Regions from separate parts of the Homo sapiens genome. Here region 2 is linked to region 1. A link is a loop called in an ENCODE intact Hi-C map of the cell type or tissue named here. Cell type or tissue: gastrocnemius medialis. All regions are shown on one strand.

The links. Peaks named below come from ENCODE experiments on the same cell type or tissue, not always from the same donor. Only the 100,000 strongest peaks of a DNase experiment are listed, where the experiment ranks them.
Region 2: a loop joins it to region 1, with 15 times the contacts of the local background. A loop is called at or near these places in 89 of 110 quality-filtered maps.

Annotation. Positions count from the first base shown.
Region 1 is chr12:117,363,399-117,371,398 of GRCh38, reverse strand. No RefSeq gene overlaps it. Among named protein-coding and RNA genes, the nearest start is that of NOS1, 5.8 kb to the right of the region's middle. RefSeq lists a promoter at 7,995-8,000. In gastrocnemius medialis, CTCF peaks have their summits at 3,983 and 4,193 (motif pointing left); a DNase peak (open chromatin) is centred at 4,188; H3K27ac peaks cover 1,462 bases.
Region 2 is chr12:117,583,731-117,591,730 of GRCh38, reverse strand. All of the region lies in intron 5 of KSR2 (kinase suppressor of ras 2), which reads left to right. Among named protein-coding and RNA genes, the nearest start is that of NOS1, 230 kb to the right of the region's middle. RefSeq lists an enhancer at 7,421-7,921. In gastrocnemius medialis, a CTCF peak has its summit at 3,853 (motif pointing right); a DNase peak (open chromatin) is centred at 3,850; H3K4me3 peaks cover 305 bases; H3K27me3 peaks cover 242 bases.

The DNA.
Region 1 (8,000 bases):
TAGTGAGTGCTAAAGTGCTCCTAAGTATTTATGATCATCATATTTCTTTTATCATCATCATTAATATTACCTGAAATTCTTCCTGTGAGTCAGCAAACCTTTTCTAAACACCTACTGTGTGCCAAACACTGGGTGGAGTGCTGGGGCCCAAGAGATGAAGAAAATGTGGTCTCTGCTCCAAAGAGTGCTCAGCCAGGTAGAGAAGCAGAGACAGATGAGAGTGAACACAGAGCAGTGCAGGGACAGAGGGAGGGGCAGAAGAATGCTGTTGTCCTGTCCGGAGACCTTCCCTGTGGACTCCTCACAGATGTGCCCTCCTCTGGACATTCTGCTGTCTCCCAAGTCCAGACTTCTCATTCTTCCAAAAAGCTCCCACTTTCTGCCTGACAGCATGGCTAGAGTGTTCAGTGGGTCTCTATCTTTCACCTTGACAAGCCAACTGCAAGCCCTCTGAGGCTAGGACACGATTTTCTTTTCCATGCCTGGAGTAGCCAACACACTGTGCTGAAGGAATGAAAGAGTGATGGGGAGGGAGGCTGACTAGTGTCAAGAAGTGTGAAGGATTGGAGGCTTTACCCTACATGCAAGCCAACAATTTAGCTGCCGAGTTTTATGGATGTTGGCAGAAGACATGAGATTCCTGGGTCAGAGACATAGGATTTTATTACTCACAGCAACAGTAATAACCAGGGTATCAGCATTTGTGCCAGTTCCTCAATCCCCAACACAAAGAGGATCAGGTGACATGGATTGGATTACAAGAGAGGAAACCCCATCCTGTATACTGGACAAACCTGCCCTTTTTTCCCGAGATAGTATATTTATCATCCTGGAGAGTACACATGCCTGCCCTTTGCTCTGAATTGAAACATTATTTCTGTCTTCCAAAGCTGTTCTCTATATAAGCATCTTAAAAGGATAGTCTGATAAAAAGGCAATCAGTGCCTCTGCTGGCAAGACATAGAGAAATGCAAGAGATACATAATCTCCCAACAGATATGGATGGATGGAGGGATGGATGGATGGATGGATGGATGGACGGACGGACGGACGGACGGACGGACGGACGGACGGACGGACGGACGGACGGATGGACGGACGGATGGACAGATGGATGGATGGAGGGATGGAGGGATGGATGGATAGATGGATGTATGGATGGATGGATTGGTGGATGAACTTCTGGGTTGGTGGATGGATAGACGGATGGATTGTTGGACAGACAGATGGGTTGGTGGCTCGTTGTCTGGCTGGATAAATGGATGGATGGGTGGGTGGATGGATGGATGGATGGATGGATGGATGGATGGATGGAAGAATGGATGGATGGATGGATGGATGGATGGATGGATGGATGGATGGGTCAGTGGGTGGCTGAATGGATAAGTGGGTAGATGAGTAGGAGGATGAAAAATTGTGAGGAAGTCCTTTTTAAGCTGTGTTCCTGGAAGTCCTAAGTGCTCCAGGGGCTCCCCGAAGGAGGACAGGGCAGTCAAGAATCTTGCCCCCTGCTTCATGATTCCTCAATAGCTCCCCTTTCACCTATTTTATATACTGGCTTCTGCATACAATCCCATTAGAATTTTTTTAATGCCCCAGCTAAAACAAGTTTGAAAATTATTGATATAGATAACTGATTCCCAAATTTGAAAATGCACCAGAATCACTGGAGTCTTCTCGAAATGCAGATTGCCAGGCCCCATGCCCAGGGCTGCTGATTCACTAGGTCTAGAGTGGGTTCATAAAATTTGCATTTCTAGCAAGTTCCCAGGTGATGCTGGTCTGGGGAAAACACTTTGAGAGCCACTGGTCTAGAGAAATTGTCCAATTCCTCCATGCAATTGAATTCAGTAACTGAATGCCTGGGATGTACTGGCAAACTGCTAGGCATACTAGAGAACGTCAGAATAGATTCGGACATGGCTCCTACCCCTCAAAAGGCTCCTAATCTCAAAACAGAGGCCGGACCCTCACACTAGTAATAACAGGAGGAGAAGGAGCTACCATTTGTTGTGCAGGTACTACGTGCCAAATACTGTGCTAAGGGCTTCAAATCCACTATCTCATTTAATCAGCACAATCCTATGAAGTAGGGATTATCATTTTCCCCAGTTTTGCCAGATGAGAAAGCTGAGGCTCAGAAAGGGTAATTAACTTGCCTAAGATTGCACAGCTAGGAAGTAGCAAAGCCCAGGACTGACTCCAAAGCTTTCATATCACGCCCGATCATTGCACCCTCCCCTCTTCCACACAATTAGAGAAGAGTCTAAGACAGTTTGCTCGCATGTCTGTTTGAATAAATCAAATGTCAAAGCATATGAAGCTAACAGAGCTCTAGGCTGTCAGGCTGTGGAGAAGAAAATGGGTTCTCTCATTAAGGCTTTAAAACTCAGGGTGAGGCCAGCAGGATCCCTTTCCATGGTTCTGGGCAGTGTAGGCTGCAAAGCGTCAGCACACTAGCAGGCTTGGTTGTTACGGCCTATGGACTGTGAGCTCATCTGACTTCCCCATTGGCACTGAGTGCTTCATGAGCCAGAAGCCTGCCTGGGGGTCTTGGTTGCCCCAGCCCCCTGGCATAGTGCCAGGCATGTGGACCACCAGAAAGAGGGGAAAGAGAATGATTATATGTATGCTAGAAGATGCCAGGCCAATAGCTCTCAATGAAAGCTGAATGAAGAAGCCAGATACACAGACAGATTAAAAACAGAACAGCTCTGAGTGAGCTCAGAGCTCAGCTCCCCAACCTTCCCCCTTGACCTGCATGACAGGCAGACCCCAAGACACTGCTGGAGAGCCCAAGGTGGTCCTAGAACAGAGGAAGAAGCTATGCTCCAGTCTACCACTTCTTAATTTTATACATGGTGAAGTTAAGGCCCAGAGGGAGGAGGGGACTTGCCCAAGGTCACACAGCAGATGGAGGCTAGAGTCAAATAAAGAAGTCAGATACCCTGGCCCTGGTTTGGGAGCTTTCCAGAACACTTACCTCTTCCTCTTTCAACCACCTCCCCATTATCCTCCCCTAGGGACTGGTCTCAGAATTTGCCTAATTCTTAGAAATAAGTCAACCCATGTCATCTTTTTTGCACATGTCTGTGATATGGTGGGGAGGGCAGAATTGTAAGAGATCTCTGCTTTCATCTTGAGGGGATGTCACTGGTGCTGAGAAGCTCTGTCATTGAACTCCAGTTATCTGCTGAGCAAGGGTAAGGACCCAGTCCAGCACACTGGGGTGGCCTTACCAGCTCAGGGTAGCCAACTTAGAACCAGAAGACAACCTGCCTCAGTTTCCCCTGGAGAGCTTATTAAAAATACAGCCTCTTGGGTACCACCCAAGAGCTATAGACTCCCAGTCTTTGAGGGCAGGGTCAAGGAGCTGGTGTTCCCCTTCTCAGGGAATTCTTATACATCTGAGAGTTTGGGAGTCACTATTTTACATTCTGATTAAGACCTTCTTTGCCACTCAGACAGCTCCACTAACCAGGCTGAAACCCATTTCCTTGGTCAGAGCTCCTATACTAGTGGCCCAAGTGATTTAGTTGGATGGAACGCTATTTTGGAAACATCTGAATGTGAATGTCTTTAGGAGGGGCATGTGCTCCAGTTAGCCACAGGCTCCACTACTCCCTGATGTCTCCCACCCAGCCCACTTCATGTTCCCTGGAAGTATGTACATTTGCAACACCGGTTAGCACTGGCTTCTCTCTAACAGTGCCTTCAAAATGCAAATACTTTGACCAGCCCTTCATACCCCAGTGCAATTTAGACCATCAGAACTCCAGGCTTAGAGAATTTTTGCAATGTGTTGCCTTTAATTGGGGCGAGATGACCAGGGAATTCTGTAATGAGGGTGAAGGGAATAACCGAAGGACTCAATTGAGGGTATGAAGAACAAACTTAGGACTCCTCTCAATGTTTTACTTGGTCCTCTGGTGTGCTTGCAACCCCCACCCCGTTTCCTGCCTATGCCCTCACATTCTTTTTAATGCCTTCTCTATGTGGACAGATGCTGGGAACTAGGAGATGCAGACAGTTTCTGGGGTGATCCAGCATTCTCAACCCACCCAGGTCAGCCCAGCTTAGCGGGGACCTAGGTTCTGGTCCTGAAAGCTGAATATAGGAAGCCATGGACCTACCTGGCTGGTCTCCGGGAAAACAGGAAGGCTACAGCGAAGGTTTAGCGCGCCATCTGTTGGTCATTTAGGAAACTGCATCTCTGACAAACGGTCTGCATAGAGCTTCAGGCATCTGCAAATTTGCCAGCCGGCTCTCAGGCAAGAAATTGTTTTTAACCTTTCCAAGGTCTCACACCCTTTAAAAAGCCGCTGCACACTTATGAACCTTCTACCCCAGCAAAACGCACTTGCAATTGATTTTGCATATAATTCCAGGGACTTGGCCATCTTCAGGTTAAGATCTTCTGAGACCCAGAGATGCCAAGGAGTTTCCTTGAGCTCACATTGCACATTAGTGGAAGTGCCAGGTCTGGAAAGCAGGTGTTCCAGCCACAAATCTAGTGTTTTTAATGCTCAGGCTGCCTCTTTAAGCCTTAAAGTGTTCTTCCCTCTTTATTCTCTGCCAGAGTCCTGTAAATATCTGGAGGAGTCTTTGACATGCCCAGAAACTATAATGCTCCTACCTCTCCTGGGGGTTCTGGGCTCTCAGACAACCCTGTTCGCTGTTCATTTTTCCTGGGTCCTACAGAAGCATGCCCCCGGCCACTTTAGTGACACCCACTTTGCTCTTAGGAGGCTCAGACCCTGCATCCTGAACTGGGAGTTAGGACAGGAAACTGATCTGTCACTGATAGGCTGCTGCCCCTGGATGAATTGTCAAACCTTCCTGGATCTTGGCCTCCCCAGTGTAAAACGCTAGGTTGGAGGCAGCCATCTCCAAGGGCCCTTCCTTACTCTAACTGCAGAACTGACCAATGGGTGCCATCCTTCACAACAAGCAGGTCCAAATCACTTTCCCAGCCAAATACCCAGAGACAGGGTCAAAAGCATAATTCCTTTCCAGAATCAGAAGCCCTGGGTGGACGGGGCTGCTTAAGGGAGAGAGGGGACCTACGCACCATGGGAACAGGAAGGACACAGAGGAGGCACCCCATGGGTCTTCCAACACCTCCAACGGGCCAGCAAGGCAGGACAATGAGGCAGACCAAGGGGCATTTCTTGGGGATGAAGTAGTGTGGGAAATGGTAAGTGATGGATAAAGGGATGGCTTGGTAGGTTCAAGGGCATAATGCAGAGGACTAGGTATATAGTTGGTGTCTAATAAGGGAGACATTGTCATCACATAGCTGAACCCCAGCTTAATAGTAAACTCTTCTTCTACTTATTTAAACAAACATTTGTTCGGTTTTTGGTGGGAACAGAGGTTCTCAAACTTGAGCATGCATCAGAATTACCTGGCTGGCTTGTTTAAAATGCAGATTGCAGGGCCCCACCCTGAGGGTCTAATTCAGGTGGTCTGAGGTGGGGACTTGGAATCAGCATCACTAGCAAGTTCTCAGGTGATGCTGACCTCATCATTCAGGGAACACGCTTTGAGAACCACTGCCTTGGAGTGACGGATGAGACAGACCACCCTGCCCTCATGAGGGCATTGAACAAGTAAATATCACAGAACTTGTATGTTCTGAAGAGGGACATGCAGAGTGCTTGGGGCTGCTCCCAAGTGGGGGAGTTCGCGCTAAGACTTGAAGGCCGAGTAGAGCCAGCCCAGGAAGAGGGATGAAAATTTTGTGAAACACTTACTTAGAATGTGCCAGGCTCTCTCTCATATCGTTCATCTGCTCCTCCCAGTCAATGTCAGGAAGGTAGGATTAACGCCCATTTTACAGATGAGGAAGGTGAGGCTGAGAGAGAGAAATAACTGGCCCCAGAACTCATGGCAAGAAAGAAGCCCAGGTCTGTTTGTGCACAGGACACCTACCAGCAGCCACATCCCCTCTGCTGCACCCCCAGGAACCCCCTTCTTCCCAGGGGAGCTGCCACCTGGACACAGCTGCCGGACCCGGCCAGCCACACTCTGTCCATTTCCGCCCCCTGAAGCGCTTCAAGTGTTTTCACTGCTGGGTGAATTCAGCAGATGCCTTTCGATCACAGCCTATTAAATTAGCCCCTCTCTGCAGCCAAAAGAAGATAATTATGTTTTCATTAGCCCTGGATAATGTATTACCCCCTCAGTGACAGCCACGTCAGTGAGGCCAGCCTCCTCCCTTCCTCCTCCTGCCCAGGGCTCCGCCAGAGCACTCCACTCCCCTGGGGTCCACCTCTGCACTGAGGGGTGGGCACCAGTGAGGGTCCAGAGTGGCTGGGAGGCTGGGGGGGAAGGGACACCCTTTACACCCATCCACCATCCATGCAGGGGTTGAGGGGTGTGGTCCTGAGAGAAGGACCAAGAATAATTGTTATCACGGTGACCATTTATGAAGTGCCTGCCCTACGCTGATGCCTGGATGGGTCTCAGCTGGTTTGATCTTCCAATAGCTCGAGAGAAGGGTGGCACAACCCTCATCTCCCCCTGAACCCCAGAGAGGTCCTGGTGGAATCAGGTTATTGTGACAGCCCAGAGCAGCTTCCAAGGCACTACACCCAAGGGGCATTTTGGGGACTGTCCCAAGGCCACCTGGTTGATGGTAAAAGTCTCTTCCCTCCACTTGCTGGGGATCTCTGGAGACACTGTCCGTACTCATGTGGTAGGGGTCCCCAAACACCAGGAGCCACTCTCCCCAAACCCTAGACACTCCCCAGATGGCTCTGACATCCTCCCTCTCCCTCTTTCTCCACAAGACAGCGGCGAGGAGGCAGGAAAAGCTCCACTTTGGGGTCCCGAGTTCTAATATCTGCTTTACCACAGATTACCTGGGTGACCTGGAGCAAGTCACTTTGCCTCCAGAGCCTCTATTTTCTCCCTCTGTAAAATGGGAATAAGAAAGGGAGTCATTTCTTACCATTTTTATGATGGTTCAGTGAGTTATACCTATTAAATGCGTGGCTCAAAACCAGCAAAATGGGAAGTGCTCAACAGAAGATGGCCATTGTTCTCTTTACTACCGCAACTAGTGTTGTCCATAGTTCCCGTTAATCCTGGGGAAACCACCAGAGGGAGGGAAGGGAAGTATCTGGCTCTGTCTGTCACTGTCCGTCTTTCTCTGTATCTCTGTCTCTCTTTCCTGTCTCTGCCATTCTCTCTCTGCCAATCTCTCTCTCTCTCTGCCAATCTCTCTGCCAATCTACCAATCTCTCTCTGCCTCTCTCTCTTCTCTTACTCTGTCTCTCTTTTTCTCTCTGCCAATATGTCTCTCTGTGTATTTTTTCTTTCTGTCTCTGCCAATCTGTCTCTCTCTCTCTGCAAATCCCTCTGCCTCTCTCTTCTCTTACTCTCTTTCTGCCAATCTGTCTCCCTCTGTTTTCTCTGTCTTTCTCTCTGTCTCTGCCAATAAGTCTCTGTCTTCCTGTCAATCTCTCCGTCTCTCTCTTTTTCTGTGTGTTTTTTCTATCTCCGTCTCTGCCAATCTCTCTCTCTCTGCCAGTCTTTCTGTGTGTTTTTCTATCTCTGTCTCTCACTGTCTCTGCCAGTCTCTGCTGTCTCTGTCTCTCTCTTTGTCTATAAATCTCTCTGCCTCTCTCTCTTCTCTGACTCTCTCTGTTTGTGTGTGTGTGTGTGTGTCTGTCTGTCTGTCTTCGTCTCTCATCTACACACACACACAGAGGGCACCTCATGGTCCCTGGCTCCACCCGTGGGCTCTGAGGCTCTGTCTTCCCAGATCTCTGTCTCAAGAGCTACATTCTAAGGCTTTGCTTTTAATCGCACCAGGGCACCTGGAAGTGAGGAGAGAACTGAGGGGAGTGGGGTTTCTGTCCCCCTCTCCCCAAACCCAAGCCAACTCTGCCTTCTGCAGGCACAGCCAGCCTTGGCCCGACCCCACTATCTCCACCATCTCGTGGCCGTGCATCCCCTCCCAACCACCCTTCTCCCCAATTTCAAAAAAGCTT
Region 2 (8,000 bases), 220 kb before region 1:
CATCATTTTTTTTTTTTTTAAGCAGGGGTGGGACCAGGTGGAATGGGTGATGGAGGAGAGTGATGGTGACAACTTTCCTGTGATGTTGTCCCTCACATCCTCTCCAATGTCCTACCTCTAGCCGCCACATACCAGCCCTTCATCTGCTTTGCTGCCATTGGTGCAGTGCCCTCACCACTCACTGGTCCTACCAATATCAGCTGCTACCTGGAGACACTCCTAGCAGGGCATCTCCTATCTCTATCTCATCCGTCACCACCACCACTGCCTCCAATTGTAACTTAGAGAGAAGACTCCCCCAGGTCTCAGCTATGTCGTGCCGCTTTATCAGATGCAGGGGCATTTCTTCCTCTTCTGCCTGGGATCAGCATGTTCCTTCCCCTGGAGGAAGACTCCTCCAGGTCTTCTCTCTGCTTTGATAGAGTGACAACTAGAAAATCAAATTCTTTAATCCAGACAGAAGCAGTGAGAGGAAAGAGTTAATTTTTCTTTTCCTCTGCCCCCATGAGTTGACCCAGATTTCAGAAGTTGCATGTAGAGACATTGCCCCCTCATGGACTATTCTACGAAGAGACAGTGAGGGGTTGAAAGAACACAGTCTTGGGCTATCATCTTGACTGGGCTGCTTGCATGTCCTCCTTTTCTGGCTCTTCTCTTCTGCAAAACGGGGATCAAAACAATGCACCTCACAGGGTGCTAGGATTAAGTGGGCAGTGGGGTGACACAAAGTGGTTATACGTATTTTGGCTTGGAGACTACAGACCATTTGTGTAAGGATTCCTACCATGTAAGTGGCAGAAGGGGATCTTGAATCCTGGTCTTCTGGCTCCATGGAAAAAATCTTTCTGCTGATTAGCCAAGAAAATGAGTTTCATAGCTCTAAATCAGGACTTGGCACACTTTTTCTTTAAAGGGCCAGGTAATAATTATTTTTTGTTTGGTGGACCATACTGTCTCTGTTACAACTACTCCTGTTGTCATAGACAGTGTGTCAATGAGTGGGTGTGGCTGTGTGCCAATTAAACTTTATAAAATTAGACAATGAGTTGAATTTGGCCTGAGGGTCAAGTTTGCCAACTCTGGCACTAAGTCATAGTCCGTACAGAGCTTTGTCATGTTCTAACTGATGTGTTAAATTCAAGAGGCAGAGTGATGATGACAGTGACAAAAACAATAATAACAATACTACATCAGGCACTTGGCAGAGCACTGTTCCAATTATATCACCCCACTTAATCCTCCTACCAATCTTATGAGGGAGATACAATGACCACTTTTTTTATAGGAGAAACCGAGCCTCAGAAAAGTAAGAGTACCAAGATCCCATAGCTCGTAAGTGGCAGAGCTGGTGTTTGTCACAGGTGTGCTCACGTCAAAGCCCCATGCTCTCTCTCCCACACTGCACTGGGCAAGTTGATTGCCCTTGAGGCCCTTCCTGTTCAGAAATAAAGTATGCTACTCTGTCTCCAGAGGAGGTCCACACTCAAGGTCTTGTCTCTAACTTAAACTCCACACATGCATGAATTGCATTGACCCTAATACTTGCATTCCTGCAGTGGACAGGAACTGAGGCCATAGTCTCAATAGCTTAGCCATTGCCCATTGTTTTGTCTCAATGTCATGGGAGCCCCAGGAAACTTCTCTGAAATCCCTGTATATGATCTCTTCCATCAAGAATCCTTGCTCACCCCTAGCATCTCTTATCACTGTCAGTCCCCTCTGCCTTATTTCTTCCCCGATGACATGAAACCAAAGCCCACCCTGGTCTATGCACTCACCAGTTTCAAGGGATTCCAGGGAAGCCTCCATAGCCATCAAGGGCCCCAGATGATGATGTTTGGATCTTGGGAGGTGAGTTATCATTGTTTCAGGGAGAAAATTATGTCCAACTCCATGAAGAAGCACTTGGCCCTGAAGCATCATGGAGCTGTAACCTTTAGAAACTGCACATAATTAAAATACTTTCAGATCTGATATATTTGAGTTGGATATTAAAGCAAATAGAGTTATCCTCTGCTATGTGAATGATATCATGAGCAGCTTTAGTCTAGGATTGGTTGGCGCCTTGGATAAATCAGTGGGATTTTAGCTGGTGACTGGCCTGTGACTCCAAAGAAAAGTTTAATGATCTAAGTTTTATTAGTTTCAGTTACCTTTAGGCCCAATGAATTTGCTAGTTGATTTGAATGCAACACCTCTGCTGAGTTCTCACTCAGTCTGTCATGTCCCTGGGCTGGAAGCTTAAGGGCAGTTTGGAACTTCCAGTTCCTTTGTGGTATTTCTGAGGATGAGCTCTTGGGTTCAAACCTGAGCTTTAGCACCTAAAAGGGAATTATGGAGACTAAGTGAAATAATACAACTAAATCACATAATCTAGGTCCCACTGGGTAATAGGTGCTTAATAAAAGTTAGCTATTATTTTTAATAATATTATGTGCTCAGAGGTCTTTATCTCCATGGAAACATTTAGGGTAGAGTAGCTCCTTATTTATCCAACAGGGTTTAGCGATTCAAAGACTGCAATAAACTATTTCTTGTGGTCCTTTTCAACTCTAGACTGGCATGGCTTTTAAGATAATTTTTACATTTATCTCAGAAGGGGACATGGTATGGAGCTGGATAGAAGGCTTTAATTTTATAGGAAACTGGGTTCAACTCTAGAGTTCATGATATTTGGTGAACTTTAGCTATATGACTTTGAACAATTTAGTTATCCTTACTTTCCTTATCTGTAAACTATGGATACAAACTCATAAGATTGTGTGGATTAAATGAAGACATAGCTGCAAGATACATACGGTAAATATGTCTGAGCATTGCTCTCATGCTCAGAATACTCTGTGTGCATTATCCCACTTAGTCTTCAAACAACACAATGAGGTACAGTGGGCACTGATATTTACTCACAGTTTTTGCCTGAGAACACTGAAGCTCATGGGGTTGTCACTTGCCCAAAGACACACAGCAGGTCACATCCCACATCTACCTCAATTTGCCATCTGTGAAACAGTTATAATGTGTACTTTCTTCCCTACCACACAGAGTATTTTGAGGATAAATAAGTTCAGATTTGCTCTGAGTCTGATAAAGTTATCTCTACGATCTCTCAGGGCCATGTAAGTTTCTCATTAATCGGAAAAACACCAGGTTCAGCCAGGACTTGACTATCGGTCCATTCATTTGTTCATTCATTCATTTGTCCATTAAACACACATTTAATATTCTTAGAGCAGATCCTGAGCTCAACACTTGGGGATACAGTGACAGATGAGACCCAGGCCCAAACCCCAAAAGCTCCCAGCCTAGTATCGTTTGTCCCCATAGCAGATAAATCGCAAAGAATAATTTTTTAAAACTGGCTTTGCCTTCTTCCCATGGCTACCTTTTTATCCTCCCCTGCTTGGGTTTGGGAATGCAAATCCCATGAAAATTTCTTCAGGAACTGTCCTCTAAGATCAGTCTATGCCACAGCAGATATTCCAGTGCTACAAGTTGGTAGGTTTGGGACAAAACCCTTCTTTATGGCCAAGGAAGTAAAAATACTCTGTTGGCTTCTGAAAAATAATACAGGCTGTGGGGCCAATGAGTACACCCCCTTTGCTTTTCCCAGGGACATGGAGGAGTGATGGGATGTGGATTTTTTATGAGGGGCTGTGGGTGGGATCATGATAGCTCCGGTGGGAAAGGCCTGTGCTGGGAGAATGACCTTGGGAAGGAATGGTCTTGTCAGGGTTAGAGCTGTAGCATTGGACCTGGGTAGGGGTTGGGGTGATGGAGCATTGATGCAGGGATAGGGAGGCGGGGAGGCCCTCCCTGTTTTTTCCAGTTACAGCCTGGCAGGCTATTTTCCCCTCGACCGCCAGAGGGAGCTCTTAAATGCATACTGCCCAGCACAGCGTCCTGCTGCTTCCATTCTAACGCACATCGGGGCTCCCATTGCCTTAAAACAACCCCAACGTTGGTACGGTTTCATTTTCCTCATGGACTCTTATTTCTTGGCTCATTTACTTTCTGATTTCCCCCTGTAGACTCTAAACTCGGGAAACATGGTTATCTCGTTCACCGTATCCCCTTGAAACCATGCCTGGAACAAGATAGGTGCTGTGTCAGTTTCCCATGGCTGCTGTGACAAACGGCCACCAACTCAGCGGCTGAAAACAACACAGATTTATTATCTTACAGTTCTGGAGGTCAGAAGTCCGAAATGGATGCCAATGGGATTAAGATCAGGGTGTCGGCAGAGCTGGTTCCTTCTGGAAGCTCTAGGGGAGAATCCATTCTCGCCTTTTCTAGTTATGTGCCTTGGCTGCTGTCCCCCCTCCTCCTTCAAAACCAGCAGTTGCATCCCTCTGACCTCGGCTTTCATTGTCATGTCCACTTCTCTGACCTCTGACTCTCACCCTCCTCCCTCCATCTTATAAGGGCCCTATGGTGACATTAGTTCCACCCGCGTAATCCAGGGTAACTTCTCCATCTCAAGATCCTTAACTTGATCACGTCTTCAGCATCTCTTTTTGCCAGATAAGATAACATACTCCCAGGTTCCAGGGATCAGGACGTGGGCATCTTTTGGGTGGGAGAGGAGCATTATGCTATTACATCACTTCCCAGGCCTCCTTGGTCCTTCCCAGACAGAGGTAGGTAGGAGGCCTTGGCAGTATAGGATGGGTTGAGCAGGGTGTTGGAGGGAACTCTGGACTAAAAGCATCCAGTTTGTTTCTGTCTGCAGTTTAAATCCCAACTCAGTCACTTATCAGCTCTAGACAATTGCATATTGCTTCTAAGCCTCAATATTCCCATCTGTGAAAGGGAGATGAAATTCACTTCCATTAATTGAGCCACAGCTCAATTAAAAATCCCTGTTCTGGCATTTACTTGCATTTACCTTGGGCAGTCGGGATAACTTTTTAATTTCCTTGTTGAAATGGCACTAATGATCATGGCTGATACGCTATGTGTGTGTATACTCTGTAGTGTTTGTATTAATGGGATAATATATGTCAAGGGTCTGTCTGTTTGACAGTAGTGCTTGGCACACGGTAACACAGCAGACAGCAGATTTACTATATTTTTCTTTCTTTCTTTCTTTCTTTCTTTCTTTTTCTTTCTTTTTTCTTTTCTTTCTTTCTTCTTCTTTTTTTTTTTTTCGGAGTTTGGCTCTTGTTGCCCAGGCTGGAGTGCAATGGCGCGACCTTGGCTCACTGCAACCTCTGCCTCCCAGGTTCAAGTGATTCTCCTGCCTCAGCATCCCGAGTAGCTGGGATTACCGGTGCCCGCCATATACAAAAATAATTTTTTGTATTTTTAGTAGAGACAGGGTTTCACCATGTTGGCCAAGCTGGTCTCGAACTCCTGACCTCAGGTGATCCACCTGCCTTGGCCTCCCAAAGTATTGTGATTACAGGTGTGAGTCACCGCACCCGGCCCTATTTTTCTTATTTCTTATTTTCTTCTTTCTTCTCCTCCTCTTCCTTTCCTTTATCGTCACCCATTTTTACCTGTGTCTCTGTGTATATCCTCACGTATTTTTCCCATGCCTAGCTCATCCGTCAGGGAGCTTTCAAATTCACCAGGTCAGAGCCTGATTTTTCATCAAGAAGCTGTGTGTGGTGTGGATGCTTTGTTAATGTTGGTTCCTGCTGTTGGGCCTTCTGTTTGTCCCTCTGACTGCTAAGGTGATTCCAAAGACCAGGGTTCCTGGCTTTTCCCTCTTCTGTGCAAAGCCCCTTCTGGGCAGATGCATTTCTCAGAAGACATCAACAGCAAGACCTGTGCAAGGGGAGAAGAATCCTCCCTCCTTCCACCTCTTTCTCTTTCTATGCACTAGAAATGAAAATATCTACGGAGAAATGTCTATTATTCTACTCCTGAGACCATAGGCACCAGGGATGCACAAAATTCTGCCTCTGTGTCTGCATGACTTGTTATCAGAAAATTAGAGTAGAAAAGAAGCTTTTGTTCAGCTATGGAGACATCTTAATAGGTGCTTTGATTGTTAAGCAGAAGTTTCTGTATCGGTTTAATTGCTGTAAATGTCGTTTGCCTTCTCTGTTATGATAAGGCCTGGATTTTCATATATTTTTTCCCCTTCCCTTTCAACAGTTTTCCATTGCTTTAAGGCTTGCATTGGCAAGTTTAATAAAATCCAAACGAAGAAAGCAAAGAGAGGATCTCAAAGTTCAAATCTTCTTGCCCACGTAGGAAGCTGTGTGGAGGTTATTATTGCTTGAGACTAATGATGCTGCAGCCACTTAATGCAATTGACAGAATTCACCCCTTCAACCAGATATTGGGAAATGAGACCAAACTACTAAACTTAATTACATCTATTTTTTGAAGGGAGCTGTAATTGAGAATAACTGAATAACTAGGCTATGAACCTAATAGTGAGATGTGCTTATAATAAAAGAGGATTTGTTCTCTGCTGAGTTGAGCCTCAGAAGCACCATCTGGGGGATTTTTGATGGAGAGGTGGTGATAATAAGGGAGGGAGTTGGCTAGACAAGCAGAGAAGCATCTAGATCAGGAATTCTCTACCTTGATGCTATTGACATTTTGGGATGTTTAATTCTTTATTATGGGAGTCTGCCCTGTGCATTATAAGATGTTAAACAGTATCCCTGCTCTCTCCCCACCAGATGCTGGTAACACACACACACGCACACACACACACAGACACACACAGTGTGACAACCAAAAATGTCCCCAGACATTGCCAGATATCCCCTAGGGGGAAGAGCACTCCTCTGGTTGAGAACGGGGGTGCGGGGGCTCCTGGAAGACTTTCAAACAATTGCAGAGTTATTCATTGAGAATCTGCAGGTGCCTGGCTGTGTGGCCTTTAGCAAGTCACTGCACTTCTCTGAGCTCCTTTTGTTTTCCTTTGCACAACGGGAATAATGATAGCCTGACCACACAGAGGGATAGCTTCCAGGTATAAAATGCATAGCATAATCCCTAGCACCTACTGAGTAATCAATAAACTTGATGTTTCTATTATAATAATCTTGGATTCAGCAAACATGTATTAAGTACTTTGCTTCAGGCACGATGCTTTGAGGTGGTGATGGAAAGATGAGATGTGGTTCCTGCTCTTGCAGAGGTGGAAAATGTATGTGGACCTGTTGGTACAATCTTATTCTTCACCCGTGGCAGACATTGCTAATCAGTTTCAGTGCCCTTTCCTGTTGAGCCTCAGAATCCATTTTAACACACTTCTTTGGGCAGCCACTACTAGTGGCCCCTGAAATGAAACCCATTTAGCACTCCTAGTTTTGTAGATTTCCTTGTGAGGACGCTAACCCTTCCTCTCCAGCGCCATCCTCCCATTCCCACCCACCCCTCGCACTGGAGAAAGCACCTTAAGGAGTTAATGGGTGGAATCCCTCCTCCCACATCTGACTTCAGTCCCCAAAAGAGATAGGAATGGAAAGAATGCTCTCTTAAAAATTTTTTTTTCTCTTGTCTTTTCTATTTCCCTCAGAAATCGAAACAAGTAGTAAAATGTGCTTGAGGTTGATGACATTTAGTTTTTAGTTAAACTAAAGGAATCCCACGGGCTATAATTCTGATTGATAAATCATGCTGTCTCCCTCTTAGGTTTTCTCTGCCCTTTGGGGCTTGGAAAATCATTAGCTCTCTCATAAAGGATCCCAGCTTTACAAGGGCAGAATTGGGATTTCTGGAAACAGCTTTCAGACGGCTGCCGACGGTGTCATTAGACAGAATAGAGGAGCGAGTAGGTTGGGGGTTAAATGCTCTGTGATAGGTTCTGACATGCCCGGCTCCCCGAAGAGAGTGCCACTCCATAACAATTGCTGTGAAAAATGAGGCATGCATTTGCAGCTCCAAAAACAGGGAGCTGGCTCCATCCCTCTGGCCTGAGAAATGAGAACGGGCGTGTAGGGTCAGGCACTTGCTTCTTCTCTCCCTGTCCCCTGGAGATTCCACAAGCAGGACGAGTTCCTTGCTGCCGTTGTTTCACAGCTCTCTGGGGCCTG